Regions from separate parts of the Homo sapiens genome. Here region 1 is linked to region 2. The links are chromatin loops, found by intact Hi-C in ENCODE. Cell type or tissue: dorsolateral prefrontal cortex. All regions are shown on one strand.

What was found. Peaks named below come from ENCODE experiments on the same cell type or tissue, not always from the same donor. Only the 100,000 strongest peaks of a DNase experiment are listed, where the experiment ranks them.
Region 1: it touches region 2 in a loop (9-fold over the local background); 4 of 110 quality-filtered maps call a loop at or near these places.

The regions. Positions count from the first base shown.
Region 1 is chr4:167,098,425-167,103,424 of GRCh38, reverse strand. The region is part of intron 2 of SPOCK3 (SPARC (osteonectin), cwcv and kazal like domains proteoglycan 3); the gene reads left to right. Among named protein-coding and RNA genes, the nearest start is that of SPOCK3, 130 kb to the left of the region's middle. In dorsolateral prefrontal cortex, no CTCF peak of the experiment used is centred here; no DNase peak of the experiment used is centred here; H3K4me3 peaks cover 1,009 bases; H3K27ac peaks cover 4,891 bases.
Region 2 is chr4:167,231,632-167,236,631 of GRCh38, reverse strand. SPOCK3 (SPARC (osteonectin), cwcv and kazal like domains proteoglycan 3) reads left to right here and starts at 2,138. Exons shown (of 11, transcript NM_001040159.2): 1 at 2,138-2,182; 2 at 2,459-2,647. The coding sequence starts at 2,459. In dorsolateral prefrontal cortex, a CTCF peak has its summit at 2,537; DNase peaks (open chromatin) are centred at 2,071, 2,541 and 3,511; H3K4me3 peaks cover 3,970 bases; H3K27ac peaks cover 4,656 bases; H3K27me3 peaks cover 1,102 bases.

The DNA of each region.
Region 1 (5,000 bases), 130 kb after region 2:
CATCAGCGAGCTTATGGTAAATGCTGTCAGGCCTGGGATTCACCCCTCAGGGTAGTGGGCCACCCTCTGGTCCAGGGCAGACCTAGAAATACCATCCAAGAGCTAAGGCCTAGCATCTGAGACCCCAAGGGCCCACTTGGTGCTCTGTCCCACTGTGGCCAAACTGGTCTCTGAAGCCAGCATTTCTCAAAAATCTTACTCAAGGTCCATGGTGTAGTACCTGGGTATTGCTGTTGGTTCTTCAGTGACCAAGGGCTCTTTAGTCAGCAGGTAATTCATTCTTCCAGGACTAGGTCCTTCCCTTTCAGGGAGTGGGTTCCCTTCTGGCCCAGGGTGTTCCCTGATGTGTTATCTGGGAGCTAGTACCTGGAATGGGGGCCTCATGTCCCTACCACGGGGTGGGCTTATATTCAAGATGTAAGACAAAGTCCTCTTTACTCTTCCCCCTTTTCCCCTCAAGCAGAAAGAAGGAGTGACTTTTTTTTTTTTTTTTTTTTTTTTTCTGCAAGCTATATTGCCTGGTGTTGGGGAGGGGCAGTACAAACACTTCCTTAGCCGTCCTGGCTGGTGTCCCACATCCCCTGTCTCTGAGCCTAGGACTTGCCTAGCAATTACAGTCCTTATGGCCTAGAATGCCTTTCTAGTTTATTTGGCCATGGTGGCGAGGTTTGACATAACCCACGTTTCAACCGCTGGGATGGATAATTCTCCTCTAGCTAGGAGTGGTTTAAATGCTCCCTTTGTGTGTGGGCATTGGCTGAGTTTAGCCCAGTTCTGATTTTCACCATGACAGAGCAGTACTGAGTTCAGGGCAATGAGTTCAGCAGCACTGGGTTCCACAATCACTGTACTGTGTCTCCCCAGAGAACACATATTCTCCACGCCATGGAGGCCACTGCTTGAGGATGGGGGAGGAGTAGTATAAGCAGTTCAATACTGTCTTTTTTACCATCTTCAGTGCTTCTTGGTGATATGAAGTAAAACCAGGTAATGTGATTGCTCACCTGATTTTTGGTTCTTATGAAGGTGCTTTCTTTGTGTAGATGTTAAATTGCTGTTCCTGCAGGGGAAGGGAGGAAACTGGTGAAGGCTTCTATTTAGCCATGTTGGTCTGCCCCATCTGGAATGTTCTCTAGAATATTTAAACTTTAGGTTGTTGTCTACTGAGGCCTGATCTTTGTGCTTTATTATGAGGTCATTCCAAATAACAGCTGAAAAAAGAGATGTCACCTGTAATCTATCTTGTTACCTGAGGTTTCAATCTGATCTCCTTATAAGGCTTCCTCTTCCCAGTCTCCACTTGTTCTCATTTCAGCTTAGGTACACAAATAAAGTGGTTATTTCAACCCACAAGGATCCAAGTTATGACACTCTTGCTTATTTAGATTTTAGGCTACAAAAAATGAAAAGAAAAAAAAAAGTAAGAGGGCCAGGTGCAGTGGCTCATGCCTGTAATCCCAGCACTTTGGGAGCCCAAGGCGGGCAGATCACGAGGTCAACATGGTGAAACCCCATCTCTACTAAAAAAAAAAAACTCAGCCTGGCATGGTGGTGCATACCTGTAGTCCCAGCTACTTTGGAGGCTGAGGCAGGGGAATTGCTTGAACCTGGGAGGTGGAGGTTGCAGTGAGCCAAGATCGCATCACTGCACTCCAGCCTGGCAGCCTGGTGACAGAGCAAGACTCTGTCTCAAAAAAAAAAAAAAAAAAAAGAGTAAGAATTATGAATTGAAGATACTGGTGAGTCTTAGGCATTTAGAGAATTAGCATATTGAAGGAAACAACCTGGAGAGATAGGAGTAGTGGTTGGTGAGGAGGATGTTTCCATTGAGTTCTTAAATAAATAGCACTTATTGGTAATTAACAAGCATAGATCATAGCACTTATTGGTAATTAGCAAGCATAATATGATCATGTGAGTTTCTGAGGTATGTAGAGAACCATACATTGAAGAAGAGGACAAGCAGCTGAGAGGCCAGGACTGAAAGTCATCAGTGTGGATAATGAAATTACCAAGGATTTTGATGAGAGTGGTTGTGGAGAAATTATCATTAAGTCAGTCTCAGGGAATAAGTAGGGAGACTAACGAGTCTAAAAAAGGTTATAATTAGGGAGAAAGTTAGTGAGTACAACAAGAAGGGTTTGGAGAACCAAAGCCATAAAATTTTGGGGAAGTGGGAGGGAGAAAGAGCTTAGAAATGACTAGCAGGCCCTGTGACAGTTCTTGAGAAGTCAGATGGACACCTACTCCATGTCTAGGCCTTTGCAGGAAGAATGTAATAAAGAAAACAGCCACCACTTAAGAGAACATTAGGGAAAGCAGTATCCTTAGTACAGAGCCAGTTTCAATTAGTGAAAAATATTAATGAGAATGTCGAGACTAAAGATGTAGGAAGTTTCACCAAAACTGACCATGAGTTTCAATGAATTACCATGCATGGGTTCCAGGATATATATAGGGGTGTTATATAACTGAATGAAATTTGAGAGTGATGGTAACACATTTGGGGTTTAAATCCTAGAAACTCATTATGCAAACATAAGAAACTAGAAAGATTTGTATAACACTCTCTATTTCACAGAAATATATTCTAGAATGTGCAAGTGATTACTTGTTTGGGAATAATTGGATTTGGGAATATAATGATTTGATTGATGGTATTTTGCTTAACTGAGATTATCTACTTATAAATTAACCAACATTTAAATAATTAGCATACAATAAAATAGAATCATCAAAACTCTTTTAAGAATATTTTAATATTTTTATTCTATGTAAATCCATTGCTTTTCAGTTGATATTTTATATCCTAATTATTTGTGCATATTTTTAATGCAGAAGGGATAAGATGGGAGGGTGAGATTGACTCTACATTGATTAATAAATATAAGAAATAATTTTCTGAGAGAGAATGAGGGTTGTGTGTGTGTGTGTGTGAGAGAGAGAGAATGTGGGTGTGTGTGTGTGAGAGAGAGAGAGAGACAGAGAGAAAGAAAGAGAGAAGAGAGAGAGAGAGAGACAGAGACAGACACAGAAAGGAAAGTGGAAGAGATACCTTCAGGATGTTTTTGATTACTGAGCTAAGCAAGCAGTGAGTCACTTTTAGTAACAGAAAAGAGAAAGCTGGCAGCTACTGAATAGAGTCAGCTGGTTAGGTCAGTCAGTCAGAGAAAGAGAGGACGTCTAACAATAGCTGCCTATGTTACATGGCATTTGAAATTACTGAGATAAGAGGCCTTGGCAAATTACACCTTGGTTGCTTTATTTATTGATGGAAATAAAATATTTTATAGGAAGTAAATTGATAGTGAGAGTTTGGTATTCATTACTTTTAAAAAGGATAGACATGTCTTAGTGATCCAAGCTTAATTCACATCAAATGTGAGAATAAATAACTTCTGAACATATTATAAATAAAAAGTGAAGCCTAAGTGATGTTAGTTATTGTGATAGCTCAGACCAAATTGTACATAATTGTCATGAAGAAAGAAATTAATGTGTCAAATTATACTTCAATTTTGAAAAGCTCTTCAATGCTTTACCAAGATGCGTTTGAATAGTAATATCAGTTTTTCTGTGAAGTAATAGGTTAATCATTCAAAAAGGGAAACTTGAGCAGAGAAAAGGAAAAATTACAGACAGTGACAGACATGATTCAAACTGAAGTCCATTAAATGCCAACCCAGTGTTCTTTTAAAATTTTTTAAAAAGTATAAAAAATAACAAATTTTAAATAACTACTGCTTATGTACCTGGTGGTTTCAGAAAGTAATGAAATGAAGAAATTATGATTAAGAGAAACTTTGCATTTATTATGTAAACGTGAAAGATACGCATAAAGTATAGCTTTGGGTATATGCCACCAATTTCTGAGCCTTTACAGAAATTTGTGTGTCAAATATGCTTGTTTTTCATTATCTCCAACTTTTGCAGGTATTAAATTTCACGTACCTCTGATCTAAGTTATTTGTCACATGTGCATCTAATTTTCAACAAGAAAAGATTATTTTGATATATCAAAATGATCATTATATTTTTCCTTGTGTATTCATATTTTGTGCCTTTACAGCCACTTCAGTAGGAAATCAGGAATTATATATGCTGTTAGATCTGCTATATTTAATTCCAATATTTTAAAATATATAAATAACTTAAAATCATAAAACTACTAAAAAATGAAGAAAATGTTAAAATCTTGCAGTTTTATGCTTTTAATACATTAACCGAGATTCACAAATATAATTGTATATATTAACTATAAAAAGTATAATACAAATGAATGGGAAAAATCTCGAGAAAGAATCAAAAACAACTATTATATTTTTATTCATTTACTACATAATGATTCTACACATCCTATGTGACAGACTTACTGTACTTGGTGCCCTGGAGCATATGAAGATGGATTAGATGCTGATCCCTTCCTTCTAGGTGCATAAATTCCAATAAAGTAAATAATTCATAAGATAAATAAGCATAAGCTTGTTAGATAAGGAGCCATACATCAGAAAGTGATAGATAAAATGTTACAGGCATTTTGAAAAAAAAGGCATAGTTTCTTCTGGGGAATCTGGAGAGGCTTTTTGGAATATTTGGCATGAAGATGCTTATCAAAGGTTAGATAGTTTTTGGAGTTGAAGACAGTATCAAAGAGTGAGAGTTAACCCACCAACAAAGAGATGATAAAGCGAGTTAATTAAAATGCTGGGAACAGAAAAATAAGCTGAGTGGGAGAATCAGAGATGTGAAACAGAAAAAAAAACAAGGTTGGAAAATCGTTGGACTTTGTTCTGTAGGTGATGAGAATCTTTGAAGATTTTAAACAAGGCTGTGAGACAATAAGAGCTGTACATCAAGATTAGTTCTGTAAATATGGAATACTTTCCTAAGTGGGGCATTATTTTTGAAAATTTTAAAAGTAAAAAGAAGGAATTTAAATAAATAATAGATAGATTAGATGGAGAGATAGATAGTTTATATCTCCTTACCTGCAGCAGAAG
Region 2 (5,000 bases):
CATTGGAGAGTCAGCCACAAAATAGACGTATTTGGGGGGGAAATGCTGTATAAACATAAATATATGTGCTTCCATAAATCTAAAGGTGACCATGTTGGCCTTAGATGGTGCCAGTTATTGAGCTAAAATGTATAGCAGATGCTGAAGGGGATGAGTGTTAGAGCATTATTCCTCATCAAGTATTTTGTAGCTAATAACAACTATCTTTTTAAAAGGTAAGTTACAAAGGTTAGAAGGTCATTTTTACTTTTAGAATTACTGACTTCTGCCAAGTATCAGTTTCTTGTAAGAAACAATTTCTGTGCTTTCCCTATTAGACTTAAATTTAGAAATAATGAGGTTTTAAAACATGATGAGATATTCTTATTAATAATAAAGTATTTCTTCAAATTTTGAGGAAGAGAGCTAAGGATGAGAGTGTGGGAGGTCAAAGGACCAGGGGTCAGGAAAAGGTGATAGTGGAGAATGGACCACCTACTATTGTCTTAATAAATTTACTAAACAAGAATTTAAATATGTAAACTACATGGTAATAACCCTCTGTGAACAGGCAAAAATAAATATCTTTGAAGAATTAGCACACATCTATATTCTTAAAGTTTTCTGACATTTGTTCGTGTCAATCAGGGCTCCCATGAATTGCAGTAGTATGTTCCGTGTTTTTCTCCACTAATTGCATTCATCACTGTAGAAATGGGGGGAATTGAGAAAAACATCTTTTTCTGAGTTAAAAATAGTAATAGAAATTTCTTTCCTATATAAATATTACACTTATATTTCCTACCATACATATTATACATTTATTTTGAAATATTACATTAAAAAAGGAAATTAACATTAAACATTGAGTTTGGTCGTTTTGTTAATATAGATTGCAAAATGTTAGACGAGATTGATATGGAAAATGTGTACTGCTGCTATTCGAATAGCTTCTGAAGTTTTGGAGGCTACAAGAAATGTTCAAAGGTCGTAGCTTTGGGAGATGTAGTTTTGGCTGAAATCTCTAATAATTCAAATAGAGATTCATAATGTTATTGCAGTCTATTGGCTTGCAGACATTTCTTGATTTATGTGTAATATTCACTTCACCTAAATTCTCTAAATATGAGAGATTCTCTGTATCAGATTTTCTCTACAAGGGGCTAATTACTGATTTCCTTCCAGTTTATTTAGAATATGTAGAAACGACATGGAAAGCCAAATATTTTGTCATAAATGGAAGTTTGGAATACAAAATTGGTGTTCGGGCTTCAAAACTGTCTTATTTTGCAGGAGGGAGACAGTAGGCTTTTAAAGTTTCCGATTCAGGTTCTACGTTCTAAAATAAAGCTGCCAGGGAGTTTTTATAAAGGGAAAAATGCAGCTACAGTATGTAGGAGATATAGGTGTTCTCAAACGCCCTACCTCGTTATGCTTCTGTCTCTCAAAACAAAACACACACACACACACACACACACACACACACACACAAAGGAAAAGAAAAAAAGAAACTGCAACCTTTAACATGAAAGTTTGCTGTCGGTAGTAATCCAGAAGCTCACAGCAAACTTTAAATTTTCTGAAATTAAACAGATCTCCCAAGACCTTGTGGATAGATGGCCTTTCTTTAGGGAGGAGCTGAGTTCAGGAGCTTTACAGGGTAGGAAGTCCAGGTATTCTTATTTATTAATGCATAAAGTTTTCCTCAGATCTTGTTTCTCACGTCTGCCTGACAACCCTGGAAATTGTGGAGCAGAGGCAACTGCGAGAGATAGTACACTTTGTGTTAAATCCAGGAGCAGAGAATGAGCAGGCTGTCTCGCGAACATGAGAACCTCTTCTGGAGGGGAGAGGTTACAAAGCAGATAAGGATTCCTAGGCTAGGAGCTACCTCGTCCTCTGGCTCCAGCCAAGCGTCCTATCCGGAGCCAACTGTAGCTGGGATCCAGCGAGAGGAAGGTGGGATAGGAGGAGGTGGAAGAGGAAAAAAACGGAGGTCGGGGAGGGAGGGGGAACGGAGGGGAGTAAGCTGGAGATCCGCGCGCGAAGGGAGGGTGGAGATGGGGGGAGCGCGCCGGGCGCAGGGAGCTGAGTGGACGGCTCGAGACGGCGGCGCGTGCAGCAGCTCCAGAAAGCAGCGAGTTGGCAGAGCAGGGCTGCATTTCCAGCAGGAGCTGCGAGCACAGTGCTGGCTCACAACAAGGTGATGTGCCAGGAAGCGGTTTTGTGCCCGCTCGGGCTGCTGCGGCTGGGGCTTGCTTCCTTATACCCACCTCTCCTCCTCTGGGTCTGCGTGTGTGTGAGTGCCCGGCTTTTGGGGGTAAAGCCTGCGGGGAGGGGACACGCTTGCCTCTGCTTGTCTCCTCCTCCCTCTACCCTCGTCGTTGCTAATGCATGTTTTCCAGGGTCGCTCCTGGCTTCGTACCCCTTATTTGACACTGACATGCCCCCCCACCCCCCGTTGTGTCTCCTCTCCCAGATGCTCAAGGTGTCAGCCGTACTGTGTGTGTGTGCAGCCGCTTGGTGCAGTCAGTCTCTCGCAGCTGCCGCGGCGGTGGCTGCAGCCGGGGGGCGGTCGGACGGCGGTAATTTTCTGGATGATAAACAATGGCTCACCACAATCTCTCAGTATGACAAGGAAGTCGGACAGTGGAACAAATTCCGAGACGTAAGTTCCGCGCACCCACATCCCCGGGCACACGCGCGCGCTGCTCCGAGGCGGGGGCCGCGGCCGCCGGATGTGGGTGGGGAGTGGGCTCCGTTTTCTGAGGAGAGGGGTTTAGGGAAACGCGGCGGCGCAGGGCTGCTGGAGAAGTTCACAGTTCCGCTGCCCCCTCCCAGCTGGTTCAAGGGCTTGTTTCTTGGATGCACAGGAGTTCAGGTCTCACCAGGTTCACACTCTTCCTCCCCCACCCTGCTCTCCCCTGTGCCCCCTCCCGGCCCACAAAGGTTACAAAGTGCTGGCTCTAACCTCTCAACTTTTGAATGGTGTTTCTGGCACTGGTAAACACAGCAGATGTGCCTTTGCGATGTATCGCTACTAAAGTAACTAGGATCGATCCTGTCACTAATGGTCCATTAAGGAATTTGAGGGAGGAGGTAGGAAGATGTAAGATTTATAAATGCCCGCTCTCCAAGGGTGGGAGGATGTTTGGCGGCACCAGTAAGGACTCGTTGAACGCTCCCGCTTACATAAAATTGTCGATCAGATTTGTGCTTCGACATGACTTTAATCTAGAACATCTTTGCAATGCATTTGATTATATTTTATTCCAAAATGAATCACTGCCTTGAACTCTGCGGGAAGAGGTTGCGAGGGCGGGAGGATTGCAGGTGACAGCGATAAAAGAGTTAAACCATAGACTCCCCTGGGGAGTTTTCAAAAGGGTTATTAAGAGGGAGCCAGGTTTCCACACTTGAAGCTAGTGGCCATGGCTTGCCAGTCATTTTTATTTTCCTCACCTGATCTGAATGGAGCCCAGTAAGAGCTGCTCACGTACAGAGCACGATACAACTGGAAGCCTTGAATTTGGTTGTCCCAGTGAGGAGGCCGCCCTGTTGGCTGAATACCGCCCCTAGCCCACCCTTTAAAACGCGGAAGGCCTGAACTGGAGCGAGAGTGGTTCCTAGACACATTGCCAATCCTTACCGTGACATTTGAGAGAATTTCTCGTGGAGTCCATCTGCAGTGCACTACGTGGAGATGAGTTAACTTCTTTCATCAGCTCCGACTCAGTCACCATTTAGGAAAATAAAAGGGAGCCTAGGCTAGCTTTCATCCTGCCTCCTCTAACCCATTCTCTCAGCCTCTCCATGAAGTAGCTGACAAGCCAAATCTAGCAGAGGGATTCCTGAAGAAACACAAATTTTTACTTTAAAATTAGGTTTAGCCATTTGATTGAGAATATTTAATGGAGAACCTTGCCTACATACTTCATGAACAAAGCTTAAGCATCATTTTATTGCTAAATAAATGCCCTTATAAAAGCATACCCGTTGCATATTTGTTTTAAGTTTACACCAATATTGAGTACAAGCAAAAAGGATAGCGAGTGAGATATTCCTAAACCTAAAGAAAATTTGTTTATCATGCCCTCATTTGGCAAAATCAAAAACAAAAACGAAAATTGAACACTTCATCAGTATTTGAACAGTGTTTGACATTATGACATTTCATTATTTAATGGCTGCTTTAAAATCTTCTAGAAATGAATTTTTGAAAGACCTCCCAACAATGGGATATATTTAGTAGGTAATACTGGTTGCATGCTGTTTTCTATTTGTTTTGGGTTTTTTTTTTTTTTAATAAAATCAACTACACAAGATTCCTCGCTGGGAGAATTGTAAGAGTATTACTATCTTCAATGAGAGCAGAGATAAAAGCTTTCTTCTCTAAAATGTATTTTAAATTTTGAATAACTTAGTATTCTCTTATTTTATTCAAATTACTTTATTAAATTATTGAGGGACTTGGACAGTTTGTGAATGTGTTTGACTTAAACTATTGAGACAAGCTGAGTTGCCTACTATAGAGCTAAATATGCTAGAATTTATGGAGTCAATTTCTATAGAGATGGAGATTTTATTGCTATATCATTCTCAGTTATTCTAGGATCTCAAGGAAAAAGTCCATCAAAATTGTACATAAATTTTAAAAAGGATTTACTGATACATTTTATGCAAATATCTGTTTTGAAGTATATGCAACACCTAAAAATAAATATTGATTTATTTGAAAAACTTTCATCAGGTTTTAGTATTACCATTTTAGTAAGACAGTTATGTTTTTGCAAAGATGACTTCTGGAGGGAATGGAGCGGATAAATGCCATCATTTTTTACCCTTGAACCACCTGTTGCTTATTATTAACATGATGAAAGGTATGCTGACAGTGTGGTTTCTCAAATAATAATTCAGAATGCATAATATATAATCCTTATCTAGACCATCCACCCCACTGCTATTTATGTATATTCTTTCCCTTTTGGGGAATCATTAGCTTAATAATCTTTTCTGTAGCT